2 separate regions of the Homo sapiens genome follow, and region 1 is linked to region 2. Evidence: read pairs that join two places in POLR2A ChIA-PET (ENCODE). Cell type or tissue: IMR-90. All regions are shown on one strand. Links, peaks and the distances in the headings refer to the core of each region. The heading gives the core; the rest is flanking DNA.

The links. ChIA-PET counts read pairs that join two places held together with the same protein. Peaks named below come from ENCODE experiments on the same cell type or tissue, not always from the same donor. Only the 100,000 strongest peaks of a DNase experiment are listed, where the experiment ranks them.
Region 1: POLR2A ChIA-PET joins it to region 2 with 7 read pairs; 3 of 35 experiments call an interaction of 5 or more read pairs at or near these places.

Annotation. Positions count from the first base shown.
Region 1 is chr21:27,488,148-27,493,998 of GRCh38, forward strand. It overlaps the pseudogene NCSTNP1. Among named protein-coding and RNA genes, the nearest start is that of LINC01673, 150 kb to the right of the region's middle. In IMR-90, for the core only: no CTCF peak of the experiment used is centred there; no DNase peak of the experiment used is centred there.
Region 2 is chr21:27,390,049-27,395,899 of GRCh38, forward strand. It overlaps LOC105372762 (a long non-coding RNA gene), which reads right to left. Exons shown (of 3, transcript XR_007067830.1): 3 at 3,770-5,851. Among named protein-coding and RNA genes, the nearest start is that of LINC01673, 250 kb to the right of the region's middle. In IMR-90, for the core only: no CTCF peak of the experiment used is centred there; no DNase peak of the experiment used is centred there; H3K27ac peaks cover 283 bases.

The DNA.
Region 1 (5,851 bases), core at 445-5,444, 98 kb after region 2:
ATAAATGCTAGGCAATCAAAAATTCCATTAGATTTTTCTAACGTGTCAAAATTGAATTTATAATTTTTCTACACACCCGATTGCTTACTCCTATATTGGAAAATATATTTTATCCTAAAAAGAATGTTTCACTTTTACCTTTTATTTTCTTCCTCTCTAAACCTAATCATTAGGTAGATCCTATCAGGTCCACATTCAAACACTCCTTTCCTTCCTCTTATACTTTGCAAGCCATCATACCTTACCAGTTTCATTTTCTCCCGGTCACTTTGCCTCCCAACATCCAAACACCTTCAGTGTTGATCAGGAGACAGACTTCTCAGTGACTAAAACTTTGTCCATAGCCCAGTATATATAGTTGAGCAGAATGTTTTGATGCAGGCTACGGCACTAAAAGCAACACACAGACTACATTCAGACAGATTGGTTCACTTTTTCTAGCATCAATCTCCAAATAAACACCATCAGGTCTTTTTTTTTTTTTTTTTTGTCATAATTGATTATTAACCTTGTATTTGTCTTTGATTTACATAAGGAATTTTTGGAAACATGTGTCCTTATGTCCCAGTCCTGGGTATTATAAATCTGTTATTCCGGGGTGGGCCCAGAATTGAATGTTTCTAGTTAAACACCATGAATTTCCTTGTTTCTTTGTATACAAAATGGTCTTCCTTTTATCACCAAATATGTGATACCGTGTGTAAAATGCTAAACATTGTAATTTCTATTAAGTCTCCTATTATAAATCTCCTCTTCCCCTAACTTGGAAAGCACCTCTTGGTCCTCTGAAATTCTACCTTACTTGATAGAGAGTGAATATCTCACATGGACTGCATTTATGCACCAAATGCCTTATCTCCTTTTTTCACTGCACTTTCTTTTTCTCTAAATACAAGCTCTGGCTTCTTCTATCTTTGGATTGCCTAAAGTCCCTTACAGTTTGAAGATGCTAAATATTTATTGTGTGGGATAAATTTATCTCGCAAAGAGCAATGTGTTGATGGCAAAAATTTCTCCAGCTGAGGTAAACAATATGTCTTAGACTAAATTTTGATCAATTTCCACATTTTGATTAAGTAATAAATAGTGTGTCCATTAATGCCTGACAATGCTTATACTTCAGCCAGAGTGTCAGCATTTTACCAACTAGAATATTAGACGGTTATCCTTCTTGGAGAGGGCTATGGCATTTCAATGAAGTAGAGTCTCCTCTCTGTATGATCCTCCCCATCTTTCCGCACCTCCCCCGACATACCTAGAAAACACTGTAGAAAATAACTGTCTTTGCTACTGACTGATCTGAAAGCAAAAAAGATTCAAGGACCAATACTGGGGAATAATTAGATTTTGTTCAGGTACGAAAAGATGATTCCATAAGAAAAGATGATTCCACGTGGTACATTGCCAACTGAAAGGAAACCTGGCACACTGGTCAGGGGATTCAGCTTGTGTATCACATCTTTCTAGAACTTAATGATTTTTTTTAATTAGAATCATGAGGTAACTATAAGATCTCAGTCCCTGAGTTTTCAGCTTCTCAAGGTGAACCCCAAAAATTATAGTCCTCATTGACTATAAGACTATGCTAAGGAAAATTGTTTATTTCTAAACACTGCAAATGTATTACTACTTCTCAATCATGATATCTCCCTACTTCTTCCCAGAGGGACCTTTCTATCTTATTTTGGCCATTTCTAACATCTCTGCCCCCTGCCTTTGGATCATAGAATATTTGGGGAAGACTTTTCTCCATTGACTGTGATTCTCCACTGATTGTGGAGAAATGCTCCTTTTTCCCATGTAACTCTGCATTTGGAAAAGCTATATTTTAAAATAACTGTATTATTTTTACAATTATTATTATTTTTTCCACTGTCAAACAGTTTACTAAGAAGTCAATTGATGGTGTGAGGGAAAAGTTTAAACAAACATCCTAGGGAATTAAACAAACATCCTTATAGAAAGTCTTGGAAGTAGATGATATGGGGGTAAAATTGAGCACCCGCTACCCATAACTTGGGCTGTATCATGTAGCTTGAAGTACAGGAAAAGCTACTGCCAAGCTATACCTGAACCTAATCTGGTAGTTCTGTAGTTCTGAAGAATATTTGCTAATTCAACAGGAGAAATTTATGGAATATTAATATAACCTCATTCAAACCCTCTAAGTATACCTATATGTTTTATTTCTGTATTTAGATATAAAATAAATAAAATATTAAAACAGTCTACCCCAAACAAAAAACCCTCTATCTGAATTTTGGTAGTTAACATCTTATTCCCAAGGATATCATTCACATTTTTAAAAATCTGGGTTATATCATACAGTCTCTGTTTTGATGATGTATATTTAAATATAACTATCGATAGTTTACTTATAGATAGAATACATACTTCCTTAAATATTATCTTAAAGAATAGATTACAATTACATAATTTTAATTCATTTGGAACAGACATTAAAACCTCTCAGCAAAAAGCAAAAATGATTGTGCCCATTGTCTTCATGATAGTCTTTTAAGGTCTACTTATACAATCAAATAATCCCCAGAAAACAAATACATTGAACACTCAGGACATGCACACTCTTTCAGGACAACCACGGCAGATTTTCTGAAACTGCTTAGCATAATTATGCTACCAAAAAGTAAGCAATTCACTTTAACTTTTTGAGGGGAGGCAAAGGGATAACATTGTTATGAACTGAATGTTTGCGCCCCTCCCCAAATTCCTACACTGAAATCCTAACCCTTCATGGTTTGAAAAAGAATGCATTTTAAAATTCAAATCAGTGTTGAATACATTTAAAGGTATACAGTTTGCTCTTATGCAGGCTTTACCCCATAAGTTTTGATTATATACATTTTTATTTGATAAAAGAAAGTCCACTAAATCAACCAATATTTATTAAATCACATTGTATCTATATAAAATGCCTGGTGTTTTGTACTAGAGCTAAAAGTGTCAGCAAACTAGATATGTTCTTTATACTGATGGAATTTATGCACAAGTCGGGGAACCAGACAATAAACATAAATAATTATAATTGTAAATTTTGAAAAGAGCGTTAATATAAACAAAAAAGAATACTGCGTGTTAGGGAATGTTAAGTATGTAGTAGTTTATTTTAGCCAGGATCATTAGGAAAGATTCTTTGAGGAAATGTCATTAAGTGAATATCTAAAAAGAAAGTAGTCAAATAATAAGCTCACTGTACTAGTTGTGCTTTCCTGTACTTGTTTAACCATTTACCTGAATGAAAGATTAGAAATGGCGTGACTTGGGACTACCAAGGAAATGGCTATCAGAGAATGGAAGGTATGAGGACTTGTAAAATGCTCGAAAATAAAACAAATTATAAGTTTCCTGGAAACCTGTTCCAAGGCAATTGAGATGTAACACGGATCTGGAAGGAATCCATATCTAGAATAATTTGAATACACTGGTAAATACATTACGATATCAAAAAGATGCCCCAAATCACTTTCTGAATGCTTTTAAAAGCATGGATTTCTCAAAAGAGTAGTTATCAAACTTGAACAAGTATAGAATTACAGACAGAGCTTATTAAAATGTATATTTCTGGGTCCTACTGCCAGTGTTACTGATTCAGTAGGTCCAAACATTCCACAAATGCAGATTTTATCAGAGCCTTTAAGGGCAAACAGTTGAGAAAAAGGGCATTTGTGTCAACTTTGTTGATTCAGCAAGTGATTAAGTACAGTTCTGCTGTCCCACAGTGTTGCCATTGGTTGGAGTTCCTACATCTTTAGAATGTGTTGTCCTCCTCCAGGCAGTGGTGCCCCCAAATCCATTTACAGACAAAAAACCAGCCCTTATTGCAAGCACACGTACTTTCTCTTCCTTTCTCTCAATTAAATTGGAATTAAGCAACATTTAATAAGCTGGTAATTTTCAGTGAAGGAATACACAGCCTATGGTTTGGTACATGAACGGGGAACAGAGTAGGATTAATTTAAAGAGAACAGTGAGTTTGGCACTCTGATGGTGGGCTTTGGCATCCTCATCTTTCTCGTTGTCACTTATACTCCATCAATGACAAAACTAATGTGGTTTTTGTTGCTCCCTTGAGCCAGGAGCTGTGTCTTACTAAAGAGGACCCTAGCTTTCTCTGCTGGCTCAGCAGTTCACTTCCTAGATTATTTTTCCCACAGGGACATAACCACTAGTTTGTCACCAGAACGTCTCTGGACCTGTCTCAGACTGGGATTAACATAAAGGAGTGGAACTGTACAAAAGAGAGAAAGAGATAAAGGAGGCTCCTCCTCTCCTCAGCTCCCGGGCCTGTCTCCCCTTCTGCCTTTCCACCTTTTTCCTTACCCTTTCCAGATTCCCAGATTCTGGGATTATGAATAGAAGCTTCTAGCTCCTGTTTAACTCCTTAGTTACCCACCCTCATTTGCCCTTCTCCAGGATCTCTCTTCTACTTTTTCCATTGTGCCTTGTACCTCCCTCTGCTCCTCACCAACACCACCTCTCTCTAGCTCCTGAGCTCAACCATCTTCTGAACTAGGAAGAAGGACATGAGGGGTTGTATATCAGGATGAAACCACATTGAACCCTGGGGAGGAAGACAGGGGCATCTCTGGGCTGAGACTGCCATCTCCTTACCACTGTCCTTTCTCCACATGAAACATTAGGGTGGGCATTCTGTTGGTGGATAGCTCAACCTTCAGTGCTCAGTTGTACTTTTTTATTAAGCTATAATATCTATTTTTTTCTTTTTTTTGTAAATATATAAATATTGAGTTTCATTAAAATAGATAACCCCCTCAAAAAAACACACTGCAAAGAACCACCGTGTGTGTGTGTGTGTGTGTGTGTGTGTGTGAGTGAACTTCATTGTCATTAGTAGGAAAACTTATTTTTCCATTCACACAATGTACCCAGACCAAAACTTCGATTTAAAAGTTTGTACACATAAAAAATAAGGGAAGTTTGCTTACCTATGCATTTAAATTGGCAAGCTGAATTGAGCAATGAACTGTGATTTAAAAAGAGCAGAGAGTGCGCTGATGTTTATTTTCATTGGAAGAAGACTATCAGATTCCACATTTTAATACATGTTCTCTAATCAGTTACTGTTTTCACATATATTTTCCTTAATCAGCTATATAGTATCACCTGGTTCCCATTCTGCTAACTATGCCTTTAAATATGTCACAGCTGTGTTAGAATTGCCAATGAAAAATTACACTTACTGTTTAACTTGCTTTCCAGTCTGATATATGCCATGGCTGAAGTAGATTACAAGTATTTTGGAAGACAGCCTTCATGCTCGACTTCTTGACCAGATATGTGCCCTATTTTATTTTCCGATGTTTATCACAAGCTTTCTATTTTATGTACTCTAATGACATATTTAGTAGCTGACTGATTGCCAGATGAGAGCAACACTAGCATCACTGAAAAAAAAATATAGCCAAATGACTTTAACTGGGTTCATATGAATTTCAACAGGATAAATGGACATTCATTTAACAGCTCTTCCAGTTTATACTGTTGAAATGCTTTAAAGGCACTCTCTCCCACAGGAGGACACTCCTAAATTCCTGCTACAAGCCTATGTCTGGCAAGATACACTGGTAGTAATCTTTATAACAGACTTTAAAAAATACATTCAAATTAAATGCTCATAAATATTACATGGGAAATCATTCTGCTTTAATCCTTCCAATGAGTGACACTCAGGTTTTGCTAAAAATAAGAAGGAATTTGCATTTTTGACCACCCTGATTAGGACAGAATAGACATATAAAATCTCTCTGTTGGATGAATATACAATGTTTTTTTGGCTCTTTCCAACCAGGGAGGGAACAAGAGAGAACAG
Region 2 (5,851 bases), core at 408-5,407:
CACCTTCTTTGTTACAGGCACCCTGTGTCAGTCTCCACATCTAGCTCTATGTGCCCTCTCAGTCTCTGCTATGGCTCCTTGCTCTGGGAGAGACCACATACCTCAAACTCAACATCATCTCTTACTTCCATCCACTCCACCACCTATCTATTGCATGTCAATAGACACATGGGGGAGGAGCATATTTCAGCTCAACTTACAAGCATTCAATTTCTCAGACACAGTGCTTATTCTGAGGGATGGATACCACTCTCGACACATGCTCTTCCCAGTACATGGTAGTTTTATATAAAAGTATAGAAGGGGCATACTTAAGAGAAAAATCAAACCAAACAAAAGAGACTTAAAAGACTTGAAAATAGCACAAGTCTTTTAAAGCCTCATTGAAGCAAATAACTACCACTGAAATTTTAAAAGTCCCTGGGAAAAAAAGTCTAACCATGCCCAGGGCCAAGGTCTCTGTGCTCCGTTGGCTCCATCCACTCCTCACTTGTACCCTCATGAGCAACCCCTGGACACCCAGCTGTGGCCTGTCTAAAGGGAAATGATCTCAGCAGTGCTGGGTTCTGCCCCTCCCTGCCTCAGCTGGTGATAGTGATCTTCCTTTTTCTTAGTTCTTCCACTTCTAGAAAACAACAATAAAAAATGGATTTACATTCTGATCAGTGTCTCAAAACTAGGTTCATTCTCCTGCCGCTTCTGGCTAGCTATATTGTTCCCAAATTAGTCAGCTATTCTCCATTTATACTAACTATGGTTTATGCATGTATAATGAATGCCTGTTAACATTGAATTTTTTTATTTTAAAGAAAATAATTTTTAATTGAAATTAGTCTTTATTTTATTATATTACTGGCATATGAGACTTGATATGAAGATTTTTTTTTTTTAACTGGGAGTGCTTTCTGCTTGGTCAGCAGGAGAAACAAGAAGAATGGGTTTTTAGGGTCACTTAGGAAGACGTATTTTCTATTATCCTCTTTTTATGACAATCAGAGTTGTTCTGATGTTTCCAGTTTCTATATTTCTTATTTTTTTTTTCTTCTTTCAGCATTTTGTTACCTGGAGGCCAGGTGATGAGATCTGAAATCATCTTATCTAAATCCAGCACACAGTTTATACCCACTGTACCTATCAAATTATTCAAAGGTCCCTTCTGATACATTGCAAAAATGGATACAACTTTTCCCTCCTTTTAGCTTCTTTCCTTGTGTAATGTGACTTTGAAGCTCTTACTATTATATCAAGAAATAAAATCTATTGTCTCTGGATTGGTCTTGTGACTGCTTTGGCCAATGGAATACAACAACAAAGCTGTTGATATACACATTCCAACTCTAGGCCTCAAGAGCCTTGCCGAATTCCACCTGCTGTCCTGGGATCTCCGCCTTCCCCATAGAACCAAGCGTGGGCTAGTCCCCTGGAGGATGAGATCTCACATAGTCCATAATCAAATGGGTCTCCTTCCTAGCCAGTAATACTGCAGACAAACGAGAGTTCCAGGTGAGACCAGGAGAAGTCCCTCCCTGAACCCAGTCCCTATGGCTGATGCACAAAATCATGAACTAAAAAATAGTGTTGTGTTAAGCCAGTAAATTTTTTATGAGTTTGCTATGCTGTTAGATGTTTGTTTTCAGCCACTGTATTTTGTGGTAGTTATATATTATAAGGTAACTCATAATAATCCACACAATAAATTCCATATATTTTGACATTATAATCAAGGCCTCTCTAGGTTTATATTTCCAGTCTCAATCCTGGTACTTTTCCCTTTGAAATACACTCTCAATTCATATACTTCACATGTTTTCTTCATGTGATGCTGTTTTCTGTGACTCTGTATTTCCATATTTTATATGTATTGTGCCTTCTTACCACAATACCCTCACCTATCTGTTCTCGTGAACTCATACATTTTCTCCAGACCTTGTTCTAATATTATTGATTTCATAAAGATTTTTCCAACTCTTCCAAAAGATGGAAGTCCTTGACTGTCTGTTTCTACAATAATTCTCATGTGTCTTTCATGTATGGCATTTATCATGACACTGCATTTTCTCCTGTCTCCAGCACCTAGCACAGTAGTAGACATAGCTGCAGTAGCTTCAACCACTAGTCACAACAATCTGCTGTCTACTCTCCAACCCCACCTCCACGGGAAGAACACACCTCCCCCCTGTAGCCAGTACCACTGTGTCAGTTTCAACCTAGGTCTTACGAAATGTGGTGCTTCTTCTCACCCTTGTAGGTGCTTCCAATCACCATTATTGAGTTCTTTCAGAAAAGCTCATATCAAATAAATCAAAGGGAAAAAGAGCTGCTAGAGCTTATGTGCTAAAGTGTGAGCAAGAAATTAATATCAAGTGTCATTGTTTCACTATATGTAGAAACAACTAACTGAGGAAATAGCTAAACTGATATTTGAGGGACAAACAAACTTAAGAGTTTGTGTGGTATCTTAAGATATTCTAAGGAGAAAGAAATTGAATCAAAACCTGGGACATTTTGGTTGAAAACAAATTAGTTTTCTTAAAACATATTAAATAGTCTTTATGTCCTCAAAGGAACAGCCAACAATAAATATATTTCACTTCTTTAAATTTGAACTCATTTTCATCAGTCTTTGTCAGAGATTTGTCTTTGAGCACATCTAGCTTGACTGAAAGTTATGTGTTGTTAAATTAATTTTTACCATAGTTTAAATGGACGCTAAGTACTCTCAAATGTTAAGGTTATATCTCTGATGGCATACAGCCCATGACAATATGAGAGAATGAAATATATTTTAAAAGGCATGACATTGCTTCTCCTTTTATGGGATGGAATTGGCATATTAAATGAAAATGCTGCTATCCTACAGCATTTTTTGTTAAACCTTTTTGATGAAAATATTTTTCTTGGAGAAAGGAGATAGTTATGTTTTAGTGAATTTCAGTATGAGGAAGCAAATTTTAAATGTCCTACTAAAACATCCTTTTATATATTAACCCCAATTTCTAAAGTAACATATGTTCAAGGTAAAAACATTTTGAGAATACTGAAATGTATAAGCTATAAGGTGAAATCCCATGATTTGGTACCCTAGAGCAAGTACAATTCACATATTGGTATATAATCTTTCAGGTTTACTTTTCTGTGTGTAGAATATCCTAGGCTGGGCACCGTGGCTCACGCCTGTAATCCCAGCACTTTGGGAGACTGAGGTGGGTGTGTCACCTGAGGTCAGGAATTCGAAACCAGCCTGACGAACATGGTGAAACCCAGTCTCTACTAAAAATACAAAATCAGCCGGGCATGGTGGTGCATGCCTGTAATCCCAGCTACTCAGGAGGCTGAGGCAGGAAAATAGCTTGAACCCGGGCGACAGAGGTTGCAGTGAGCTGAGATTGCGCCACTGTACTCCAGCCTGGGCAACAAGAGCGAAACCTCATTTAAAAACAAAAACAAAAACAAAAAAAAAAAAAAAAAAAAAAAAAAAAAGAAAGAAAAGAGAAGAAAAAGAAAAAAAAATCCTTACTCTTCCATAATATTAGATTAGGGATAGACATGCTAATACATTTTGTTCTCCCTTATAAGAGTAGTGAGTATACAATTATTACCAAAATAAAGTTCAAGTATAAAATGATTGTATTAGATTTCTAATGGAAAAAGTACATAGTATGCTTTGATTTTAATTCCAAATAAACTCAAAAAGGGAAGATGATTTGCATTTTTCTACAGAAAATATGTGTAATACACATAATTCTGTGATGCTGCTTTATGACCTATTAATTTAAAAATGTAAGTGTAAACAGTTGGCTTGTTTCAGAAATACAAGTGAGATTTTCCGTTAGCTCTTTCACTTTATGAGTTGTGGTTTAATATGATTACCGCACTGTAAACATCTGAGCTTACAAGACAGGGATGGAGTTGGCACATTACGTGAAAATGCTGCCATCCTACAGCATTTTTGTTAAACCTTTTTTGATGAAAATATTTTTCTTGGAGAGAGGAGATAGGTATGCTTTAGTGAGCTGCAGTAATAAGGAAAAAACTTTAAGTATCTTTTTATATATTAACAACTTAGAATGTTCCAAGTGAAATGTACATTTTTTCATTTATGTCTAAGTTTATATGACAGCAGAATTTCAGTACTTAGATATATATTTTTTCTGAGCCATTCAAGGAAAATATGAAACTTAATTTTTTTCCTTTGGCAAGTTATCTGGTCCATGCCAAAGGGTTTCCAACTGCAGAACCATGACTTGTTATTTGTTATGCAAGACTAAATGTGACTTCCTTGCTGCTTCTAAATTTATTCAGTCAAAGTTTCTTATGATCTACATGAACCATACAGAGAAGACAACCTACACTCCTTCAGGCAATTCATTCAATTCATCAAGAGAGAGAAATAAGGAGATTTAAATAAAGACTCTAGTGTAAATAATAACTACTATCATAAATAAGTTAATAGACTTTAAGCAAAAGTTAACATTTTACTTAGAGAGTGAAAGAAAATAGGCCATAAGATGGTCTGTGGAAGGTAAAAATAAACCAATTTTACTGACAGAACTATGGAATATTGATGTATTCATTGCTCTAAATGTGTCAGTTAATTCTCAGGAAGAAAGAACTAAGAAAAACTCAGGAAAACTATTTATAGCTCCAGATACCTATGTACTGATGGAAGAAAAATCTGAGTAATAAATCTAGTGAACAGGAACTTGAAAAGTGAACACAATAAAAGTATTTTGAAGGTATTAAATTATTATTAGGAGTCAGAATATAGGTGTTACTAACTCATTAAATCTTAAAAGTCTATTAGGTAGGCATACTATATAGTGGCAGAGTGTTTAACTCTTTTGCACAAAATCACACCGTTGGTAAGAGGCAAAGTTGGGATTCATATCCAGGCCAGCTGGCGTGACTCTCATCTCAAAATTTTGACTCTCATCTCAAAATTTCACTTTAGTACCTACTTACTTATTCAAGAAGGTAACTGAGATCTCAAATGAACACTAGAATATCTGGGTAGTCCTGACCCATGAAACATACCATCTTCACAGATTCATTCCATTCAGTGGGTTCAAACATCCATTCTATCTATTTCATTTTCAGAGGAAAACATATGCCATCCATGAAAGGTGTTAGTTAGAGAGAGGAACACACAGGCATGCAGCGATTTGCAAACAGCCTGTAATTTAGAGATTGAATTCTAGGTTTGATATTTATCCAGGCAGATGATTTTTTTAATTTGAAAAATGCCCATCCTTGCCATCTAAGCCACAAAGTAAGCTTATAATTATGAATGCTTTCAATTTCAGAAGCTGACGAAGGAACTTAACGAGTAGAATATGAAAATGAAAGCTTATCATGTGTTCAAAAGAAGCAAATCTAATTGAAATGAGGGGAGTTAGAATTATATCTTCAAAATATGCATGGGGATACAGCATATGAGCATAGCAGAGAAATTTTTATAAGATAAAATACAAAATTTAGGAGAACTTTATTTTTAGGAGAACTTTAAAAATATATATTTTTTATCATCCACAGCAAACGTCATCGTAATGAAGAGATCCCATCCTTCATGGTCACACTCACAGCAATATTTCATCTACTCCTCTCTCCTTCATCTGTTGTCTGTCTTTTCCGTGACTTTTCCTTCAACCTTCCTGTTTTTGAATGCATTTTGATGTTATCATATAGCATAATAGCTCTATGTCTCCTTCACTCTATATAAAGCTCTTCAGCAACGGGAAATTTGTCATGTTTATCATTATGCTCTTAATACTTAGCACAGTATCTGGAGCTCAACAAACATTTTTAAAGAGATTGCCTTATTGTAAGTAACAATGGGTATGTTGATCTATAA